2 separate regions of the Homo sapiens genome follow, and region 2 is linked to region 1. Evidence: read pairs that join two places in POLR2A ChIA-PET (ENCODE). Cell type or tissue: PC-3. All regions are shown on one strand. Links, peaks and the distances in the headings refer to the core of each region. The heading gives the core; the rest is flanking DNA. Region 1 overlaps TIMP2 (TIMP metallopeptidase inhibitor 2). Region 2 overlaps CANT1 (calcium activated nucleotidase 1).

Evidence for each region. Peaks named below come from ENCODE experiments on the same cell type or tissue, not always from the same donor. Only the 100,000 strongest peaks of a DNase experiment are listed, where the experiment ranks them.
Region 2: POLR2A ChIA-PET joins it to region 1 with 7 read pairs; 5 of 35 experiments call an interaction of 5 or more read pairs at or near these places.

What each region holds. Positions count from the first base shown.
Region 1 is chr17:78,871,346-78,876,711 of GRCh38, reverse strand. TIMP2 (TIMP metallopeptidase inhibitor 2) reads left to right here. Exons shown (of 5, transcript NM_003255.5): 2 at 2,793-2,893. Among named protein-coding and RNA genes, the nearest start is that of CEP295NL, 29 kb to the left of the region's middle. RefSeq lists an enhancer at 2,529-3,029. In PC-3, for the core only: a CTCF peak has its summit at 3,293; DNase peaks (open chromatin) are centred at 731 and 2,991; H3K27ac peaks cover 2,107 bases.
Region 2 is chr17:78,994,169-78,999,534 of GRCh38, reverse strand. It overlaps CANT1 (calcium activated nucleotidase 1), which reads left to right. Exons shown (of 5, transcript NM_001159773.2): 2 at 1,572-1,695; 3 at 1,891-2,543; 4 at 4,314-4,517. The coding sequence starts at 1,913. Among named protein-coding and RNA genes, the nearest start is that of CANT1, 13 kb to the left of the region's middle. In PC-3, for the core only: no CTCF peak of the experiment used is centred there; DNase peaks (open chromatin) are centred at 904 and 3,284; H3K4me3 peaks cover 2,033 bases; H3K27ac peaks cover 4,225 bases.

The DNA of each region.
Region 1 (5,366 bases), core at 99-5,098:
CTACTAAAAATACCAAAAAAAAAAAAAATTAGCCTGGCAAGGTGGCAGTTACCTGTAACCCCAGCTACTCAGGAGGCTGAGGCAGGAGAATTGCTTGAACCTGGGAGGTGGAGGTTGCAGTGAGCTGAGATCAAGCCATTGCACTCCAGCCTGGGTGACAAAAGTGAAACTCCGTCTCAAAAAAATATATATGGTAATTAGCCAGGCATGGTGGTGCCCACCTGTAATCCCAGCTACCTGGGAAGCTAAGGCAGGAGAGTCATTTGAACCTGGGAGATGGCTGAGATTGCGCCACTGCACTCCAGCCTAGCAGGGGTGGGGATGACAGAGCAAGACTCTGTCTAAAAAAAAAAGAAAGAAAGAAACTTGTCTGTTCAGAGGTGTGGATGCACCTGGGCGTGTTCAGGGCAGACAAGTATTATGAAGTGGTAGAATAGTGGGAGCATGGGTGGGGGGTGTTGGGCACAGCAGCTGAGGCCCCTGGCTGACTTCAGGTTGCAAAGGCGCTCATATTTTAGGGGAGGGCAGGGGGCAGCCAAGGATGATGTTTGAGCAGAAACGAACGTGAATAAAAAAAGACAGCTGGTTGCGGTGGATGAGAGGATGGTTAGGAGGGCACTGGAAATAGGGGGCCGTCAGGGCAAAGCCGTCTGTTCTGGAGTGGCCTGCCGGGAGACATTTCCTAGATGTGGCTTTTCAGGATGAGGCATGGATTAGCCTGGGAAACAGGAACCTGTGGCCTTGGCCAGTCATGACTCAGCTCCAACAGAAGAAGAAAGAAGAAAGGGGTTTGTGCCCAGGCGAGGCAGTGGGGCTGTGGTGTGGGACTCTGATGCCAGCCTGGGATCCAGAGAGCATTGGTGGGGCCCAGGGGGATGGACACAGATGGAGCACCCACACGCCTGAGCCTCCTTGCCCCTGTGGGAAGAGACAGCCCTGCCTAAGGGGTTCTAAGAGATTTGAGCCGACCACGTGGGGTGGGGCTGGGGCTGGGGCTAGGAGGCTGCCTGGAGCCTGGCGTGGTCTGCTCCTTACCTCTCTGTTTTGCTCATATCCACCGTAACATAACACTTACCCAGAGTGACCCTGAAGAGCTGAGTTTGGGAGGGCAAAGCTTTTAAAGCCATTAAAACAGACCATGTCACCAACTAATGGCCTTGAAATTAAGAAAGGGAGGGCTCTACCCAACCCTGCCCAAGTGACAGCATGAACTACTGATCTGCTTGTCCTCAGGTTACCAGGAGTGGAACAGAATCCTGGCTTAATTGCTAGGAGAAAGCCCTGTGTTGCATGGCCTGTCAGCAACCTCAGGCTCCAGAATATTCTGGAATTGCCCCAGCCCAGCCTCTTCCCCAACTCCTTTCTGTTTGGTTGGGGCTTAGTTGGGATCCTCTTTCCTTCTGTTTGTCCTTCCTCAGCATCTGTCCCTTGGGTCTGCCAGCTGTGCCTGCCGATGTCTCCTTTGGGTGAAACTTCCTGCCCCTGCCCCTGTTGTGCCCCTGATAGACTCTGTGTTACTGTAAAGAATCACCCAGGCTGGGCGCAGTGGCTCACGCCTGTAATCTCAGCACTTTGGGAGGCCGAAGCAGGTGGATCATTTGAAGTCAGGAGTTCGAGAACAGCCTGGCCAACATGATGAAACCCTGTCTCTACTAAAAATACAAAAATTAAGGTTGGGCACTGTAGCTCATGCCTATAATCCCAGCACTTTGGGAGGCTGAGGCAGGTGGATCACCTGAGGTCAGGAGCTCAAGACCAGCCTGGCCAACATGGCGAAACGCTTTCTCTACTAAAAATACAAAAATTAGCTGGGTGTGGTGGCAGCTGCCTATAATCAGAGCTACTTGAGAAGCTGAGGCAGGAGAATTTCTTGAACCCAGGAGGCAGAAGTTGCAGTGAGCCAAGATCATGCCACTGCACTCTAGCCTGGACGACAGAGTGAGACTCCGTCTGAAAAAAAAAAAAAATTAACCGGGCGTGGTGACAGACGCCTGTAATCCCAGCTACTTGAGAGGCTGAGGCAGGAGAATCACTTGAACCTGGGAGATAGAGGTTGCAGTGAGCCAAAACGGTGCCACTGCACTCCAGCCTGGGCAACAGCGCGAGACTCCATCTCAATAACAACAACAACAAAAATTACTCATAGAACATTTTCCAGGTCAGGAAAGATGAGAAGAGCTGGATAGACCTTTCCAGATGTAAGACCCCCAAAGCTAAATATGCCGGGTACGTTTAAGGCCCCTTTAAGGTGGATAACTCCCCCTCTGCCCTCAGCCCAGAAAAGCTTGTTTCCAATAGGCCGTGGCTGGAGGGTGGGGAAATGTCCCATCCTTCGCGGAATGTGTGGGATTGTGGGTCAGTTCCATGGGGTACCTGCTTGCCCCAGCCACCAGTGAGTACCCACTGGAGAGAAGGAAAAAAAAAGCCAAAAGCACTCAAGCATGATATCAACAGATGAGCTTCAGTCAAATCAATGACTGCCTCCCACTGTTACAGAAACTGCCTTGGTCACAAGGGACTCTGGGCTTCTGGCTTGGGCCCCTGTCAACAAAGAAGGGATTCTTGTTGAAGAATCGTGGAAGGAGGAGGAGGAGGCTGGGCATCATCTCTCAGCCTGGAGGAGGAGACGCCATGCCGGGGGCTGGGATCACCATGCCCCTTGCCCGTCTCGCACCTTGCTGCTGTCTGTAACCCCCCAGCACCTCCCGCAGGCCTGGACGTCTTATCCCTCTCCTTAGCCCCAGGAGCGTGTTTCAGGAACTCTCCTCACCTCTGTGTCTTGTGTTTTGCAGTGATCAGGGCCAAAGCGGTCAGTGAGAAGGAAGTGGACTCTGGAAACGACATTTATGGCAACCCTATCAAGAGGATCCAGTATGAGATCAAGCAGATAAAGGTAATAGTGGCTGCCGGCATCCCGGGCTGCACTGTGGGCACAGCTGTGGGGTGTTGGGGTTGGCAGAGAGCCTGGGTCCCTGGAACACGATCTGGCCACCTGTGGACTAGAGCAGAGGATGAGGTCATCAAGCTGCAAATAGATCCGATTTCCCTTAATCCTCGAATGCCTGAAAAGTTGTGTGGAGATGACATGCTCCCCACAAATTCAATTCCTTCAGAAACCTGTCCGGGCGTTGCGGCTCACACCTGTAATCCCAGCACTTCGGGAGGCCGAGGTGGGCGGATCACTTGAGCTCAGGAGTTCAAGACCAGTCTGGGCAACATGGTGAAAATCCATCTCTACAAAAAACCAGCCAGGCATGGTAGCGCCCACCTGTGGTCCCAGCTATTCGGGAGGCTGAGGTGGGAGAATCGCTTAAGCCCAGGAGGCAGAGGTTGCAGTGAGACATCTCACCACTGTATTCCAGCCTGGGTGACAGAGTGAGAGCTTGTATTAAAAAAAAAAAAAAAAAATATGTGGCAGGGAGGGCAGGGAGGGCAGGGCCTGGCCTGGGGCAGGAGAGGTGATGCTATTGTCATTGACAGTAACTAACATGGTCTGTAAGAGAGACGAAAATTCATGTCGCAGGTGGAGGGACAGCCGTGTGATATGGTGGTAGTTGTAGTCATCGATATTTAATTTTGTCATTAAAAATAAAAAGTAAACCAGGCACAGTGTCTCATGAGTATAGTCCCAGGTGAGTGGATCACCTGAAGTCAGGAGTTCAAGACCAGCCTGGCCAACATGGAGAAACCCCATGTATCTACTAAAAATACAAAAATTAGCTGGGCGTGGTGGCGAGTGCCTGTGATCCCAGCTACTTGGGAGGCTGAGGCAGGAGAACACTTAAACCTGGGAGGCAGAGGTTGCCGTGAGCTGAGATTGCACCACTGCATTCCAGCCTGTGCGACAAGAGCGAAACTCCATCTCAAAAAAAGAAAAAAAAAAAAGTAGCTGAAAATCAATGTTATCAGAAGGTCAGTGGAATGCTTCATCATCACATGTATGTCAGTTTAAGGGGATGACCTAGTCTCTCAGTGCCTGAGTCTCTTTCTTTACGAAGCAGGAAAGAGGATCTGCTCTTACGACCTCATAAAGGGGTCGTGAAAAGGCCAGTGCCAGTGCCCAGGAAATGCTTTTAGCCTTTTGGCAAATGATGTCATTTAGTACAGCATCAACATAACCTTTCCTGGTACAAGCTGGAGTGTCACTCTCAAGCCATTTGTCATGACATCAGGCATGCTTCCATTCCATTTGGGTTTGCTTATTGAAACTCTTCGGGGGGAAAAAAACAGCCTCCCTGAGTGCTGAGAAAATGCCATTCTTCACCTGGGCAGCAGGTGCGTTCCTGAAAGGCTGTGAGTAAATCACATGTTGAGAAAGCAAACTCTTCTGGCCCATGGAGTTATGTCCTAATTCCTGAGGTGCCTCTCTGCTCTCATTGCCATCAAGTAGACAATATTTGACCAAAATTCCTGGAAATATAGGTTGGGTGGAGTGACTTATGCCTGTAATCCCAGAACTTTGGGAGGCCGAGGCAGGAGGATTGCTTGAGCTCAGGAGTTTGAGACCAGCCTGGGTAATAGAGCGAGACCTCGTCTCTGCTAATTAAAAAAAAAAAAAAGCCAAGCATGGTGGCATGCGCCTATAGTCCCAGCTACTCGGGAGGCTGAGGTGGGAGGATCACTTGAGCCTGGGAAGTTGAGGTTGCAGCCCCAGCCTGAGCAACAGAGTGAGACCCTATCTCAAAAAAATAAAAAATTCCTGGAAATATGCAAAAGTCATGGTCCTTCATGGTGGTCCAGAGTCACGTGGAGGTACAAAAGCCCCTCCCCATAGATTCAGAAATGACCTCTTTGGGGTGGGGGGTGAGGGAACAGAGGTGTTGTCTGAGGATGTCATGCTCCAGATGACAGTCTTTTTTTTTTTTTTTGAGATGGAGTCTTGCTGTCTCCCAGGCTGGAGCGCAGTGGCACGATCATGGCTCACTGCAAGCTCCGCCTCCTGGGTTCACGCCATTCTCCTGCCTCAGCCTCCCGAGTAGCTGGGACTACAGGCGCCCGCCACCACGCCCAGCTAAATTTCTGTATTTTTAGTAGAGACAGGGTTTCACCATGTTAGCCAGGATGGTGTCGATCTTCTGACCTCGTGATCTGCCTGCCTCGGCCTCCCAAAGTGCTGGGATTACTGGTGTGAGCCACTTCGCCCGGCACAGATGAGTCTTGTGCTCACCTGCTGTGATCTGCCACACTAAAAGTTGAGTGACTCCAAAGAATCACTTTGCTATAAGAAGTCTTTTTCTTTTCTTTTTTTTTTTTTTTTTTTTTGACGGAGTCTTACTCTGTCATACAGGTAGGAGTACAGTGGCGCCATCTCAGCTCACTGCAACCTCCACCTCGCAGGTTCAAGCGATTCTCCTGCCTCAGCCTCC
Region 2 (5,366 bases), core at 358-5,357, 120 kb before region 1:
TGCCTGGGCAACAGAGCGAGGCCCTATCTCAGAAAAACAAAAAAAGAAATGTAGGCGGGATTGGCATAGCAGGTAAGATAGAGTAATTCGAGCTCAGTGGAGACTTCTTGGGCCTGGCTGGGGTTTTGAGGCCTTGGGACTAGAAAAGGGGCAGGGCCTGGATGCAGTCAGAGGAGGATGTCCAGCACGGGGAACCCCAGCCCTGCTGCCGGGAAGGCCCCGGTGATCAGCCCTGTGACCACCTCAGGGGGTCCTGAGAGGCCTGCCCCTTAAAGGGAGCATGGAGTCTTCCCTGCGGGCCTGGAGGAACTGCTGGCAGCCCCCCTGTGCTGTTAGGAGGATCACTCTGAGCAGCAGGTTCCACGTATGTGCCTTGTTCACTCCTTGAACCTCACCCTGGGGCTAAAACCTAGGACTGTCCGAAAGTTCCATGTGGAATTGTCACCCTGTTTTTGTATCTTCTCAGCCCAGCAGGCTGCGGCGTGGAGAAGGGGGTGTCTCTGGTGGGGGTGTCTGTTGCTGGCTGCCGTGCACCAGGGCCTCGTGGTCCACATATTTGGGGCCCAGAATTGCACGGAGCCACTGGAGTCCCCAAGCCCTTCCCAGGCGCCCTGGCAGGGAGGACAGCGTCTGCCCATAAAGGCACATGTTTGCTGCTTTGTTGTTTTCTCAAGGAGGACCCAGCCAGGGAAGCTTCTCAGGCCGGGATTCACTGAGCTATAGTTGGAGGGCAGAGATATGGAACCTCTGCCCAGGGCCAGTGTTCTCGATCGAAGCACCGGGAGCTGTCTCCCCACGCCCCACTGTGGCACTTGGCGGCTGTCCAGAGACAGGCAGCTCTCACCAAGGCGGCGCAGACGTGGGCCTGGTGCCCCATGGCTGCACTGAGCCATCATGCTGTATGCCCGGGAAGTGGGCTTGGCGACAGCAGTGAAGGGCTGCAGTTCCTGGCCGCCACCAGCACCCTGACCCTGGGGCTCTGCCACAGAGCCACGCCTGGGGTGGAGGGTGAGCTGGGAGAGGCCTGCGGCCGAGCCAGGCCCCGCAGTGAGCCGAGCAGTTCTTTGGCGCCAAGGCACAGACACGCTGGCCTCCAGGCAGTCAGGGCAGCGCAGACTCTGGTCCCTGCAGTCATTTGCATTAATAGAAAGGCGCCAGGGGACAGACACTGCCAAAAACAACAACAGATACGAAAAAGAAGGAGTGTTTTTATTTGGTTTGGATGTGTTTGGTATTCCAATGCTGCAGGAGCCTAACCCAGAGGAAGTGGAGACTCCTTTACTGCACATCTGTCTGCTCCAGGCCAGGCACTGTTCTAGGAGCCAGGATACAGAGGTGGAGACAGAAACAAACAAACCGATAACTGTATACAATACTCTAACGTCAGGTGGGGACAAGGGCCAAGGACCCAGGGACGGAGGGTGATGTCTGCAGCAGGGCAGTCAGGGAGGGCTTCCTGGATGAGGTGGCATTTGAGTAAAATACAGACCTGTACCCTGTCTATGATCCTATCCCACTTCACCCCGTCAGCCTTCCCCTCCCACCTGACTCTCCTGCGCTTCTCTCTTTAGAGGGACCACAGAGCACCAGCCTGCATGGAACTTCCTTCCTCACTCAGCTTCCCACGTTGCCAGCTGGGACAGGGGAGATGGAGTAATTTTGCTGTGGAAAGACTTCACGTCTTGCCGAATGAAAGTAAGCAAAGATACTGCTAGAGTCGGGAATCTAGAGTCGGGAATTCATTAAGCCAAGGGAGTAAGAATGGCCACAGAGTAGTGAAATACTGTTTCTTCTGGAAAAGTCAGCCTCCAGCGCCTGCAGCTTCCGGAACTAAGATGTGACTGGGCTTGCGGAGGCGCTGACTCCTCTCCTCCCTCCCTGGCTGTGCAGGTCCCGCCTGTCTGTCACGCTGATGCCCGTGCAGCTGTCTGAGCACCCGGAATGGAATGAGTCTATGCACTCCCTCCGGATCAGTGTGGGGGGCCTTCCTGTGCTGGCGTCCATGACCAAGGCCGCGGACCCCCGCTTCCGCCCCCGCTGGAAGGTGATCCTGACGTTCTTTGTGGGTGCTGCCATCCTCTGGCTGCTCTGCTCCCACCGCCCGGCCCCCGGCAGGCCCCCCACCCACAATGCACACAACTGGAGGCTCGGCCAGGCGCCCGCCAACTGGTACAATGACACCTACCCCCTGTCTCCCCCACAAAGGACACCGGCTGGGATTCGGTATCGAATCGCAGTTATCGCAGACCTGGACACAGAGTCAAGGGCCCAAGAGGAAAACACCTGGTTCAGTTACCTGAAAAAGGGCTACCTGACCCTGTCAGACAGTGGGGACAAGGTGGCCGTGGAATGGGACAAAGACCATGGGGTCCTGGAGTCCCACCTGGCGGAGAAGGGGAGAGGCATGGAGCTATCCGACCTGATTGTTTTCAATGGGAAACTCTACTCCGTGGATGACCGGACGGGGGTCGTCTACCAGATCGAAGGCAGCAAAGCCGTGCCCTGGGTGATTCTGTCCGACGGCGACGGCACCGTGGAGAAAGGTAACTGGACCCTGAGGTTTTATGGAGGTGTGGGTGGGGAGTGGGAGCTCAGGGCCTGGCTGGCAAACACAGGCACATGGTAAAGAATTCACACACCTAGAAGCCAGGGATGTGGTGAGGGAGCACGTCTCCCTCTTGCTCTGACCTGCGGCCCCCTTACCCTTAGCCAGGAGCATAGCCTACTGTCACTTCACACTGAGCAGTTTCTAGGAGGAAGAGCTTATCGCTAGAGGCCTGTGGGAGACGTGGGGAATCTCTCCAAGATGTTTTCGGCTGTATCCGCTGCTGCTCTCGGAGCCTCTGGGAACACGCCCTTTTTACACCTTCAAAGGTTCTCAAGACCACGCTAGGATGTGCCTACCAGGAGCCTTGCCCTGAAAGCCATGGGGACAGATGGTTCTCACTCAAAACCCAGACTTTGGTTTCATGTTACTGAAGGGTAAACTGCTGCCCAGCCCTCCTCTCCCTGAACCCCAGCAGGGGGAGGGCATGTGTGAGCTGTGCCAACCCCCCTGGAGTGGAGCCTGATGCCAGCCTTTTTGTTCACCAGAAAGGAGGTGCTGCTTCCACAGGGCAGGGACAGGCTTTGGGGAGGCACGGTGGCCAGTGTCTTCCTCCAGAGAGGAGCTGGGGAGGTGCCAAGGACGCTGGCAGAGGAGCTGCCAGCTCCTCTGAGCTCCGTTTGTCTGAGCTGGCGGTGGATCCCCACCTTCTAGAAAGCTAAATGCCACCGCAGGCTTTCTGAGGTCAAGGAGGAACTGCACTAAACAACGGCCCACACAGTTCATGGCCGGCCAGGCCCTCCCCACACCCGGTGATAAAATCTTCAGTGTTTGCCCAGGGCTGGGCAGGGGACGGACCTCACCTGAGGTATCAACTGAGGCGTTGGTCGCCTACTTCCTGCCTCGCACTTGTCAGGGTTTTAGGCAACCCTAGTGTAGTTCTGTCCTTCCCTTGGATAGGGAGGAAAGCGGGGTACAGGGAGCTCTGGGGTTGGGCTGTACTCAGGTCATCCGGGAGGGATGGAAGACCCTGGCATGGAGAATGTCTCATCGCACAAGCAGACCAGGAGACCGCAGGTCCCTCCAGGGCCCTGCAGAGAAGCTACTACAGTCTCGGGCAGTTCAGAGGGCACAGCTCCAGCTCTCAGGGGCAAGAAGCTGGCAAAATTTGGGGAAAGCAAACAGAAGTTAGAACACCAGGGTGTAGGGATGATAAGAATACACGGTAGAACACAGGCTCCCACACAGCCTGAACTGTGGCAGCCTTCAAAGTTAGGCTTATTTTAAATAAATCAGTTTAAAAAAAGCAAAAACAGCTTCTGAACAAATCCATTGAAAGGAAGACTGGGAGCCCCAGCACCAAGCCCCTCTCCGGCCACTGGAGTTAGAGTGATGCTCGGTGAGACCTCAGGTGTGGCCGAGGGCAGCACCCGCACTCCCCTGGGACACACGTGCCCCTTCAGAGTGCTGTCACTTTTCAGCTTTTCTAGCCTTTAAGGATAATCCTAAGGTTGGGGTTACAGCTTGAGGAGCGGGGAGTTGGGGATCAGAGGAGACTTGAGAGTGGTCACTGAACCTTCAGGAGCTGAGGGGAGGGCAGCCGGCCGGCCCTGGGCGGGAGCCAGGTGCGGGCCGGAGGGGAGGCAGGTGTGGAGCCGGGCGGGAGTCAGGTGCGGGGTCTAAGGACAGGTGCGGGGCCGGGTGGGAGCCAGGTGCAGGGGTGCGGCGGGAGCTGGGTGCGGGGCCTAAGGACACTCTGCTTGGCCAGGCTTCAAGGCCGAATGGCTGGCAGTGAAGGACGAGCGTCTGTACGTGGGCGGCCTGGGCAAGGAGTGGACGACCACTACGGGTGATGTGGTGAACGAGAACCCGGAGTGGGTGAAGGTGGTGGGCTACAAGGGCAGCGTGGACCACGAGAACTGGGTGTCCAACTACAACGCCCTGCGGGCTGCTGCCGGCATCCAGCCGCCAGGTAAGAGACGCCTGCCCCAGCCCACAGTGTGGCTTCCACAGCCCAGTCGCTGGGAACCTGCTTCCTCCTGCATTTGCCTCCAAAACCGTTTTTTATTTTAGACATAGTCTTGCTCTGTCACCCCGGTTAGAGTGCAGTGGCACGATCTCAGCTCACTGCAACCTCCACCTCCTGGGTTCAAACGATTTTTCTGCCTCAGCCTCCCCAGTAGCTGGGACTACAGGTGTGCACCACCACGCCCAGCTAATTGTATTTTTAGTGGAGACAGGGTTTCACCATGTTGCCCAGGATGGTCTCGAACTCCTGACTTCGGGTGATCTGGTGATCCACCTGCCTCGGCCTCCCAAAGTGCTGGCATTACGGGCGCGAGCCACCACACCCAGCCTCCAAGGCCGTTTCTTGCTTGATTTTAGTGATTTTGGTTGCCTCTGATGGTGGCTTCCCTCAGGCCAGTGGATTCTGGCGGCAAATGAGCTGTTTTCTCTTTCCTGCCCCACTCGCCCTGGCAGCTGGCCTCCTAGCATCCCAGCCTGTGGCCCGGTTGTCTGCACTGGTGGGTCAGGCCCTGTCCCTACCCCTGGCGCTGGGCCGTGGTGTTCCACACCAACATAGGGCCAGCAGCACTTTGGCCTCCCCCTAGTCAGGATGGAGTAGGCCTTAGGTGCCTGAGGTTCAGGAGGAAGTGACTGAGTCTGTGCCTGGGGCCCCAGACGCTGTCTCCTCTTCCTTGCAGCCTCAAGGCAGCCTCCCCGCCGATGCCTCCCCACATCCAATGGGGGTTTGTTCCCTTTCCTTGGGTTCCTCTGGATCAGCCCCGAGGAGGCTCCGATGAGCCCAAATCCCTGATGC